Linked DNA regions of Homo sapiens: region 2 is linked to region 1. The links are chromatin loops, found by intact Hi-C in ENCODE. Cell type or tissue: MCF 10A. All regions are shown on one strand.

Evidence for each region. Peaks named below come from ENCODE experiments on the same cell type or tissue, not always from the same donor. Only the 100,000 strongest peaks of a DNase experiment are listed, where the experiment ranks them.
Region 2: a loop joins it to region 1, with 4 times the contacts of the local background. A loop is called at or near these places in 16 of 110 quality-filtered maps.

The regions. Positions count from the first base shown.
Region 1 is chr1:202,234,420-202,239,419 of GRCh38, forward strand. LGR6 (leucine rich repeat containing G protein-coupled receptor 6) reads left to right here. Exons shown (of 18, transcript NM_001017403.2): 4 at 1,503-1,574. LOC101929388 (a long non-coding RNA gene) reads right to left here and starts at 4,582. Exons shown (of 5, transcript XR_922425.3): 1 at 4,456-4,582. RefSeq lists enhancers at 1,200-1,892, 2,961-3,010. In MCF 10A, CTCF peaks have their summits at 2,101 and 2,875; DNase peaks (open chromatin) are centred at 1,582, 2,102 and 2,882.
Region 2 is chr1:202,182,807-202,187,806 of GRCh38, forward strand. It overlaps the pseudogene PTPRVP. Among named protein-coding and RNA genes, the nearest start is that of LGR6, 8.5 kb to the right of the region's middle. RefSeq lists enhancers at 679-1,178, 1,873-2,402, 2,235-2,284, 2,403-2,932. In MCF 10A, a CTCF peak has its summit at 2,043 (motif pointing right); DNase peaks (open chromatin) are centred at 2,055 and 2,435.

The sequences.
Region 1 (5,000 bases):
TACCCGTAAGAGGAGTTTAAGAGAGATGACATGTGACTCTGACCAGGACGTCACATAGGAGGCATGGAAAACAACTCAGGCTCATCATCTTACTGCTCAGCATTTTCTGGCCACTGCTGTATCCCACCACTATGATAGATGCTGTGGTGTAATGGTTAAGTGTCTAGACTGTGGACCCAAACTCTCTAGGTTCAAAGCCTAGCTCTGTCAGTTAGCAGTTGTGTGCACCCTCAGCATGAGGATGATAATAATCCCTATCTGTTGGAGTTGTAACAAGGGTGAGTTTGAATTAATACAAGTTCTAAGACCAGGACCTGGCACATTAGCCATTCCTATTATTAAACTAAAGGACCAGAAATTGGGCTACTCTTCCTGAAGCGTGGAATTACCTTAATGATTGTGCACCAAGGCTTCCCCCTCTGAAAGATGGATGGATACACCATAAAGGGGTAATTGAGTCTCCTAGGGTAGGGCTCACTCACTGTGCCCAGGGCAGTCAGCAACTTCCTCCCTTCTTGCTTCCCCAGCTCTTCCATGAACTCCCTGTGTGCTCTCCTTCTCATTTCTGGATCTAAAGGCCTGGAGGGTTTTCCTCCTATGTCTTTACCCAGTTCCTTCTCTTGCTCAGGGCTCTGTGCCTCAGGGGACTCCCTGCGCTTTCGAGTGCTATCCTCAAAACTTTCTAAGTCCCCTCTGATGCCTGGGGTTGGCTAGAGTCAGCAGTGCCACCTGGAGTGGCGCCCCAGGCCCTGTTTCTCCCCTTGTACATGCTCTCTGACCCTCTACCCTACACATGGGGTTCCCAGGTGCCCTGAGGAGCTCCAGGACTCCTGCCTATGGAGTCATCGTGGGGTTTTGGGACTTAGGTCCTGGTCCCCAGAGGACAGCTAGTGAGCAGATCGTTTTCATTGGCTGGCACAGCACTTCTTTGAGGGATTAGGTGAGATTGGGCCATGAGAATAGTGCAGATACACTCCTCTGGAGTACTTCGAATTGTTCCTACAGACAAAGGCTGAAAAAAATGTATTTGCCTGGGGCACTGACACCCTAAGGGCAGCCTTATCCTCATCCACATCCTCCCCTTCCATAAAGAAACCTTTAGCCTTTCAGATGAATAGACACGGAAACTGACAACCTACATTTTCCCACATCCTTCCTGACCAAACTTTAACAAAATCCCAAGTACTCTTGACTTCAGAATGTCTTCTCTCCTTCCTCTCCATGGTCTTCTTCACCCCTGCCTCCTCCTAGGGTCCCTTCTGAGATGCTCTCCCTGAACACTGGGCCTCCCTGCCCCATGTACAACACCCCAGGGACCTCAGCAGCCTCTGAATCTGCACTAACAAAGCAGGGGAGCTGGACCAGACTCTCTCTGGGGCTCTGAGGCTGGGGTGAGAAGGAGGGGTCTGGCTTGGGACTGGGGGTTCAAGGGAGGAGTCAGCACCCTCCAGCCAGCTCTGCATACCATGTGCGTCCTTAAAGCCCTTTCTCTTCTCCCGTAGGATGCTGCAGAACAATCAGCTGGGAGGAATCCCCGCAGAGGCGCTGTGGGAGCTGCCGAGCCTGCAGTCGCTGTGAGTCATTAGAGGGCTGGTCTGGGAGTCACCAGCTTCCTGGGGCCTGAGTCACAGCCCAGGGCCCCCTGCCTCAGCTTTCCCTTCCCTCTGCAGGCGCCCCCTCTCCCAGTCCACGTTCCAGACAGCATGCCGCTCCTGGCTTTGGTTTCTCCGGGGTTTTCTGTTGTCATCAGTGTGTGGCTGTGTACACTCCTATGCATATTTCAGGAAAAGAGTGCTCCCACGCCCCACTGGGGGACTGTGGGAATGGGACCTCCCTAGGTGAGGCCACCAGGCCAGCGGTCCTGGGGCGACTGGTGTTCTGCCATTGGAGCCTGGGTTTAGGGGTGGAGACTGCCGCCCAAAAGAAGCATCAGGAAGGGGTTGTCTCCTCTACCTAGCCTGCTCTTGCCCCTGGGCTCTGCTGTGGGTGGGAAGGAGGCTAGGCTCAGATACTCATTTTCTCTACTTGGGGGTGGGACTGTCCACAGGGACTCACAGGCCACCCATAACAGATCCCTCCCTCCAAGGAGCCCTGTAGTTCCCTTCTTGTCCAGCAGGGGCATCGTGGAAGCCAGACCCAGCCTGAGGGTGGAAGCGGGAGCAGGTGCTCCAGGGTGATGTAACCCAGCCCAGTGGGAGCCGCTGGGCTTCATCCACATAATGCACAGCCCAAGGCCTGGAACACAGTAGGTGCCTCATACATGCTTGATGAACCTAACTTAATTATCAGGTACAACTTCATCCGATGGGAGAGTGAACAGATATTTTGGGAGAAGTCAAAGTTGGGGGGCAAGATTGGGGCACAGCAGTTAGCTAGTGGGGGAAACTGAGTCATAGTGGGCATGCAGTGTGTCCGAACAAAGGCCTCTCATATTCTCAGACTTTGGCGCTGTTCAGTCTGTGGATGTGGAAGTCAGACAACTTCTGACTTCTCCTTGGGTGGAAGGAGAAATGAGGTGGGAAAAGGTGACTTTCCTTCTCATGACTGATATTTAGGCCCCATTCCACCTTACACAGAGGGCCAGCTGTGGGGGTCCTGGCTAGCAGCTGTGCCACACCCCCCGTGGTGAGGGCTTTCCTCTCCTACTCCTTCCCTGGGTGCCCTCTACCCTCCTGCCTCTGTGTCTGGTCCCTGGCACCCCTCAGCTGCTCGATCGATCGGCCCCAGTGGCAGAACCTGCCTCCCTGCACTCTCTCAGCTTCTGCCCCCCCTTCCCAATGAGTGCTGGGCGTCTGGCCCCAGCCCTCTCCTCTCCCTCCATCCAGCCTCACCCCTGGACAGGGCCAGGCAACCCAGTGTGCCCCTAGAGGCCAACGTCGGAAGACCAGAGGCCAGGCAAGCCTGTGCTTGCTCCCCACCCGCAGGGGCAGACTAAACATTTGCCTAGGGCACCAGCGCAGCAGGGACAGCCAAAAATAAGGGAGGAGGAGTGAGGAGAATTTGACATTTCATCCACAGCCTCAAAGAGGACTTCATAGGGGAAAAAAATTAGACTTTCACTGGACTTCTTCACACTTTTAAGGTTGTTAATTAAGTTTACTTTTTTAAAAAAAATCGTGAATCACATATTCTGAGTTCTTGGGGCTTCTAAAGGTCTTGCTTTCGGACTAGGCATGGAGCTTTTGGGCAATGCAGACAATTTTCCCTACACTTTCTGGGAAGTGGGCAGCCCTTGTGGCTGGGAGAACCAGACCATTAGCTTCCACTTTCAGCCCCATTATTCTCCTTTGCCTGGGTATAACAGGGCAGGGGACAGAGGTCAAGTCCCCCACTCCCCCAGTTATAAGGCAGATGAGAAGATTTTGCTTTTTGCAATCCTGCAAGAAGAGCACTGGCCTGTGTGACAGAAAATGTGGCTTCAAGTCCTGGCTCTGATCGTGACTACTGTGTCATTTGCCCTCTCTGCACCTCAGTTTCTCTATCTTCAAGGTGGGGATAATTATCTTCCCTGCCTCACAGGGTGTTGGGAAGATCAAATATATAGTCAATGTGAGGGGGATTTGCAAAAAAAAAAAAAAAGACTTCACACAGCTATAATGTATGATGATGTTATTGTGAGATCGTTCATCTAACCAGTCATTGATCCTCCGCCGTTTTTTTGTTTTGTTTTGTTTTTGTTTTTGTTTTTGTTTTTTGAGAAAGGGTCTGGCTCTGTCACCCAGGCTGGAGTGCAGTGACCTGATCGCAACTCACTGCAACCTCCACCTCCTAGGCTCAAGCCACCCCTCACCTTAGCCTCCTGAGTAGCTGGGACTATAGGTGTGCACTACCACGCCAACTAATTTTTGTATTTTTTTGTAGAGATGGGGTTTTGGTTTTGCCATGTTGTCCAGGCTGGTCTCGAACTCCTGAGCCAAAGCAATCCACCTACCTTGGTCTCCCCTCCCACAGTTCTGGGATTACAGGAGTAAGCCACTGTGCCCAGCCTGATCCTTTTTTTTTTTTTTTTTTTTTTTTTTAAGACAGAGTTTTTTTGCTCTGTCGCCCAGGCTGGAGTGCAGTGGTGCGATCTCAGCTCACTGCAACCTCCGCCTCCTGGGTTCAAGAGATTCTCCTGCCTCAGCCTCCCAAGTAGCTGGGACTACAGGCGTGGGCTACCACGCCCGTCTAATTTTTATATTTTCAGTAGAGACGGGGGTTTCACCATATTGGCCAGGCTGGTCTCGAACTCCTGACCTCGTGATTCACCTGCGTCGGCCTCCCAAAGTGCTGGGATTACAGGCGTGAGCCATGGGGCCCAGCTCTATTTTTTTTTTTTTTAAACAAAATTTTTTGAGGTGGCAGAACCAGAGTTGAGCCTTGAAAGACTAGTATGAATCAGGTGAAGAGGCGGGGAATAACGTTTCAGACAGAGGGAACAGCACACGCTGCAAAGGCACAAAGTTAAGAAGGAACCTGAAAGGTTCTTGTATCGGTTGGAATCCCGAGAGCTCCCCAACAGCTAACACGAAGCGGTGCGTTTTAACAAGAGCCTGGGTGCCGGCGGGCTGAGGCGTAAAATGGCGTCAGCCCCCAAAATGGCGTCAGCCCCAAGTGAGGACGGGGCAGGGGTTTTATTGTCTCCTATAAACAGGGGGCGTCTCGGTCTGACGTAACTGCTACGCGGTACCCGGATGGCCTCTTTCTCCATCTTCAGGGGTAGGTGTCTTCCAACCAGGGTAGGTGTCTTCCGGCCGGCTCTTTTCCTGCTTCTGCTGTCTTGCTGGCGTACGCAAGTAGCCCTGCGCCTGGCGACTGGGCCTGAGAAGGGAGGGGTTACTCATCCCTTCAAGCTTTCAGGCCCCGGGGACAATCTTTCAGAACCAAGTAAATTCTGAAGAATTTGGAAGGAAGTGAGTTTGGCTGGCTGAACTTGTGTGTGTGTGGTGTGTGTGTGTGTGTGTGTGTGTGTGTGTGTGTGTGTGTGGTGTGTTGGGGGACTGGTGGGAAGGGCAGTAGTG
Region 2 (5,000 bases), 52 kb before region 1:
GCCCTCCTCAGGACCTAGGGAGGGAGACTGTGAGACTCACGCGTGTGTGTGCACATGCGTACATGTCCCCTGTCCCTTCTCTGTTCTTCCACATTGGTGGTTTGCAGCCCAGGCTGGGCGTTGGAGGAGCTTGCTGGAAATGCACGCTGCTCCACACCCAGGGTGGAATTCAGGATCTGCGTTTCCAACAGGCCCCCAGGTGATCAGGTTGTGCTGCCAGGACTCTGAGGTCCCCTGCTTTGTACCCGTCACCCAGGGGAGGGCAGGGCAGGACTCTGCAAACCTAAGGCTGTGGGGGCTACCCTCTCCACCTCCCACCAGGTAGACCCACCGGCCCATCCCTATCCACAGCTTCAGGCAGAGCTATGAGGCCAAGAGTGCTCACGCACACCAGGCTTTCTTTTTGCAATTCGAGGTAAGGCCTTTACCACCCTTGGGCTCAGAGGAGGGAAGACTGGGACCTGTCTGAAGGTCTGGAGGGAACTCCCAGTTGCACACTTGCCCCCACTGCCCCTCACCTGGCATGGGGTGAGATGGGTCTACTTCAGCAACCAGTGCCTGCCCTTGATCCCTGCAGGAGCTGAAGGAGGTGGGCAAGGAGCAGCCCAGACTGGAGGCTGAGTACGCTGCCAACACCACCAAGAACCATTACCCACATGTGCTTCCCTGTGAGTGCTGGGGGCAGGAGAGGAGGCATGGCAGAGGGCTAGGGCTTGGCATGGGGGCAGGGGGTTTCATGTGCCCAGCCCTGAATGCACAGCTTTCACTCTCTGCAGACGACCACTCCAGGGTCAGGCTGACCCAGCTGGAGGGAGAGCCTCATTCTGACTACATCAATGCCAACTTCATCCCAGTAAGGGCCACCAGTGAGGCTGTCCATGGGATCTGGGATCTGCTCGGGAGATGGGCTGGTTTGCAGGCCACACTGGCCTTTGTTAGCTGTAACAGCTCTCTAGGAGATCACCAGCTTGGGCTTCATGAGCTCAATCCAGCAGGTGTCTAGCAAGGGTCTACTGTGTGCTGGGCTCTGTGCTGGGCCTGCAGGAGGCAGAGCTGAGTTAGCCACATTCCCCACCTTCAAAGGAGCATGTGGGCATGTGTGTGACATTCACCACACACTGTGACAAGGGCTGTAATAGAGGAAAAAACACTGTACTCAGGGCACATGGAGGAAGGAGAAATTTCATCCACCTGAGGAATTAAGAAAGGCTTCCCAGAGGGGACATTTGGTTTATTGAAGGATGAGTAACATTTTGATAAGTGATGAAAGAGGGAAGGACATTCTATTGACTGGAAGGAGCAGCCAGAGAACAGCCAAGCAGTAACGTTCAGGCAGTGTGTGTGTGTGTGTGTGTGTGTGTGTGTGTGTGTGTGTGTGTGTGTGTGGTGGGGGGTGCGTAGGGGTGAGGGAGTGGGGAGGTGCTGGGTGGTGGGAGATGTAATGGGAAAGATAGCCTGGGGCTGAATGAAGGAGGGGTTGATTGTTAGGCTGAGGACTTTGGACTCTATTTGGTGGGCAATGGGGAGCCACAGAAGATTTTTGAGCATGGAAGAAACACAGTTTGGTTTTAGGAAGGTGACTCTGGGTGGGTGAAGAGGGTGGTCTAGGTGGGCTATTTAACTCATGTCAGTAGCTTGTTGTTTTCATCGGGGTTTTTCTTGTCCCTTTGGGGTGGGACAGGGACGGGGGTGGTGTCTCTGAAGTCAGCCCTCCTGGTTTGCATTCTGGGTGTACACGTGTTCGTGTGTTTGCACACATGTAGGTGTGTGCACAGCATCCTCACTCCTGGAGGTCAAATATTGGAAATCTGCTGTGTGTTTGACACCAAACATCGCCCATTAACATGTTCCTGACCTCTGCCCCCTACACCCCAGGGCTACACCCACCCACCCACCCACAGGAATTCATTGCCTCTCAGGCGCCTCTCAAGAAAACGCTGGAGAACTTCTGGCGGCTGGTGCGGGAGTAGCAGGTCCGCATCATCATCATGCTGACCGTCGGCATGGAGAACAGGAGGGTGATGCGCCTTACAGGCTCCTGGAAAGGCCACCAGGTGGCGCACGTTCTCCTTGTGGGAATGGCCCCGTTGGCATCTTCCCGCAGGGAAGGCGGGGCAGACTGGAGTGAGGCCAATCAGGCCTGGAGGGTGGTGGAACCACCTCCCACCCAGACCCAGGATGGGGTGGTCCCTGGGATGGGGAGGCAGTGGGAGGAACCAGGTATGTAAGCTCCAGCTTGGCTTAGTTTCTACGGGCTTCTTGCCCTGGGCAGAGAAGGCACCAAGGGGTAGGGACTGCCCAGGGCCGGTGTCAAAGGTACCATCATGGATCCTTCCTTTCGATAAGCCTGGCAGATGCAGGGCCCTGGGACACGCAGAGAGGCTGCCGAGTCTGTCCTCTTGCTGGAGCAGTGAGCCCAGGGCTGCTGGCCGCGGAATAAGGGCTGTTCTGTTTGGCACAGCAAGCTGGTGGCTGACTCAGAATCCTGAGGGTCATGAGAGGTCTGAGGGCAAGGGTGCCGGAGCCCAGGCAAGGGAGAGCAGCTCCTGGAGGAGGGAGCCTTGGAGCTGGGTCATTACAGAGAGCAGAATCCCAGCAGGGTGTCAGGGACCAGAAAGGTGGGCAGGGAGGGGTGGGACTGGGTAAAGCAGGGGGCAGCAGTGATAGGGCTGGGCTCACAGCCACCCTTCCCCTCTCCAACCTTCTGGTCCCAGGTGCTGTGTGAGCATTACTGGCTGACCGACTCTACCCCGGTCACCCATGATCACATCACCATCCACCTCCTAGCCGAGGAGGCTGACGATGAGTGGACCAAGCGGGAATTCCAGCTGCAGCACATGCGTGCCCCAAGGATGAGGGGGTGGGACAGGCATTAGAGCTGAGACCCCTGAGAAGGTTGCCTCACTTCCTGGGTCCCTGGAGCCCTCTCTTTCGGAGGACCACAAGTACTCAGCCACCACCCAGGGAAGTGTGTGTTAGGGAAGGGGTAGGGAGGTACAGAGAAGGTTAAGGGCTTATCTGAGGCTGCACAGTGAGGGAAAGGAAGAGCACGAGAGACATGATGGTTCCTGACCTCCCCCATGCCAGCTCCGGGCTCCTGCCTCACCCCATGCCCCCTGTGCCCAACTGCCTTCCCAGGTTGTGCACTCCTGGGACAGGAAAGCAAGGGACCCGAATCACTCCTCTGCTTGGGCACTCTATATGCAGAGATTACCCAGGAGGCTAGAGAAGGACCCGAGGGCTCAGGAAGCATCCTGATGAGAGAGACATAGCTGCCACGCTCAAGGAACAGTTGGTCTGCATCATCCCTGCCCTTAGGCAGCTGGGGAAGAAAGTGTGAGGTCTGGGCCATGGGAGCCTAGAGTTAGGAAGATAAGGAGCAGCAGCAGGGCCCCTCTGCCCCCTTGCCCCCTTGCCCCCTTGCCCCCTTGCCCCCTTCCCACCCCCTTCTCAGGTTGTCCAGCAACAGCAGCGGAGGGTGGAGTAACTGCAATTCACCACCTGACCTGACCACAGCATCCTCAAGGCCCCCAGCTCCCTGCTTACCTTTATGGAGCTGGTACAGGAACAGGCAAGGGCCACCCAGGGCATGGGACCCATCCTGGTGCACTGCAGGAGGGCAGGTGAGTGCATAGGGTGGAGAGCCCCCTGCCTGGCCTGGAGGTGTCGGGGGCTCTCGGACTGTGGGGAGAGCTGGGGACATGGGCAGCCTCTTCACCCATTCAGTTCCTCAGGGGCTGTCCCCGCAGTGTGGGCATGGGCCAGACGGGCACCTTCGTGGCCCTGTTGAGGCTGCTGCAGCAGCTGGAGGAGGAGCAGATGGTAGATGTGTTCCATGCTGTGTTTGCATTCTGGATGCACGGGCCCCTCATGATCCAGACCCTGGTGAGGGCCTCGCAGGCTGGGCTGGGCAGCTGGGACCCTGAAGGAGTGGGAGGGAGGTGGGTGGCCACAGGGCTACAAGAGGGACCAGGAAAGAGAGCTCATGGGGCATACAGAAGACCCTGGGGAGAGGGTTTCAAACACAACACCATCCTATCTGGGCTGTGCTCCCTATTCTGTGAAAGGGGAGGTGGGACAGGACCCTGTCAGCTTTGACACCATAGAGCGGTGGAGGGAAGGTTTCTCAGTGGCTCCCTCTCCCCTCCTACCCGATCCCTGCCTTGCTGGTCAGGGCCTGGAAAATCTCCCTGCAGGCCCCCCTCGCTCCTCGCTCCTCGCTCCTCGCTCCTCGCTGAGCAGCCTGATGCCCTTCCCCCTGGCAGAGCCAGTACGTCTTCCTGCACAGCTGCCTACTGAACAAGATTCTGGAAGGGCCCTTCAACATCTCTGAGTAAGTCCCAGCTTCCCTGTGCCTCCCACAGGCAGGCTCCCTGCTCCTGTTCATGGGCAGAGCCGAGCAGACTAGAACAGGGAGCTGGGGAACCTTGAGTGCCTTCTCCCTCTCCAACCCCCCCACCAGGTCTTGGCCCATCTCTGTGATGAACTTCGCACAGGCGTGTGCCAAGAGGGCAGCCAATGCCAACGCTGGCTTCTTGAAGGAGTACGAGGTACACTTCAGGCCAGGAAGTGGGTGACAGCCAAGGGCAGCCTTCCCCTGCTGAGCCAGCCCTGCAGTGGGACCTCCCAGCCTCAGGGTACCCATCTCCTTCCCAGCTCTTGCTGCAGGCCATCAAGGACGAGGCTGGCTCTTACGCACCCCTGCCTGGCTATGAGCAGGACAGCCCCATCTCCTGTGAGTCTCACTGTGGACCCTGTGGAGGGGCAGGGGGCCAGCATGGGCTGGGGGCCTCTGGCAGCTTCACCCTCACTGTCTTCCCTCAGATGACTGTTCTCAGGGGCAGTTTTCTCCAGTGTAGGAGAGCACCCCTGACGACATGCCTGAAGCCTGGCTCTTCCCTGTGAGATGATGCTGGTTTTGCCACTGTTTCCTGCCCTCTCTGACCACCTGTACTTCCCGGGCTGGGGCTGCTGGGGGCTCCCAGAGTTGTGGGCTGGGC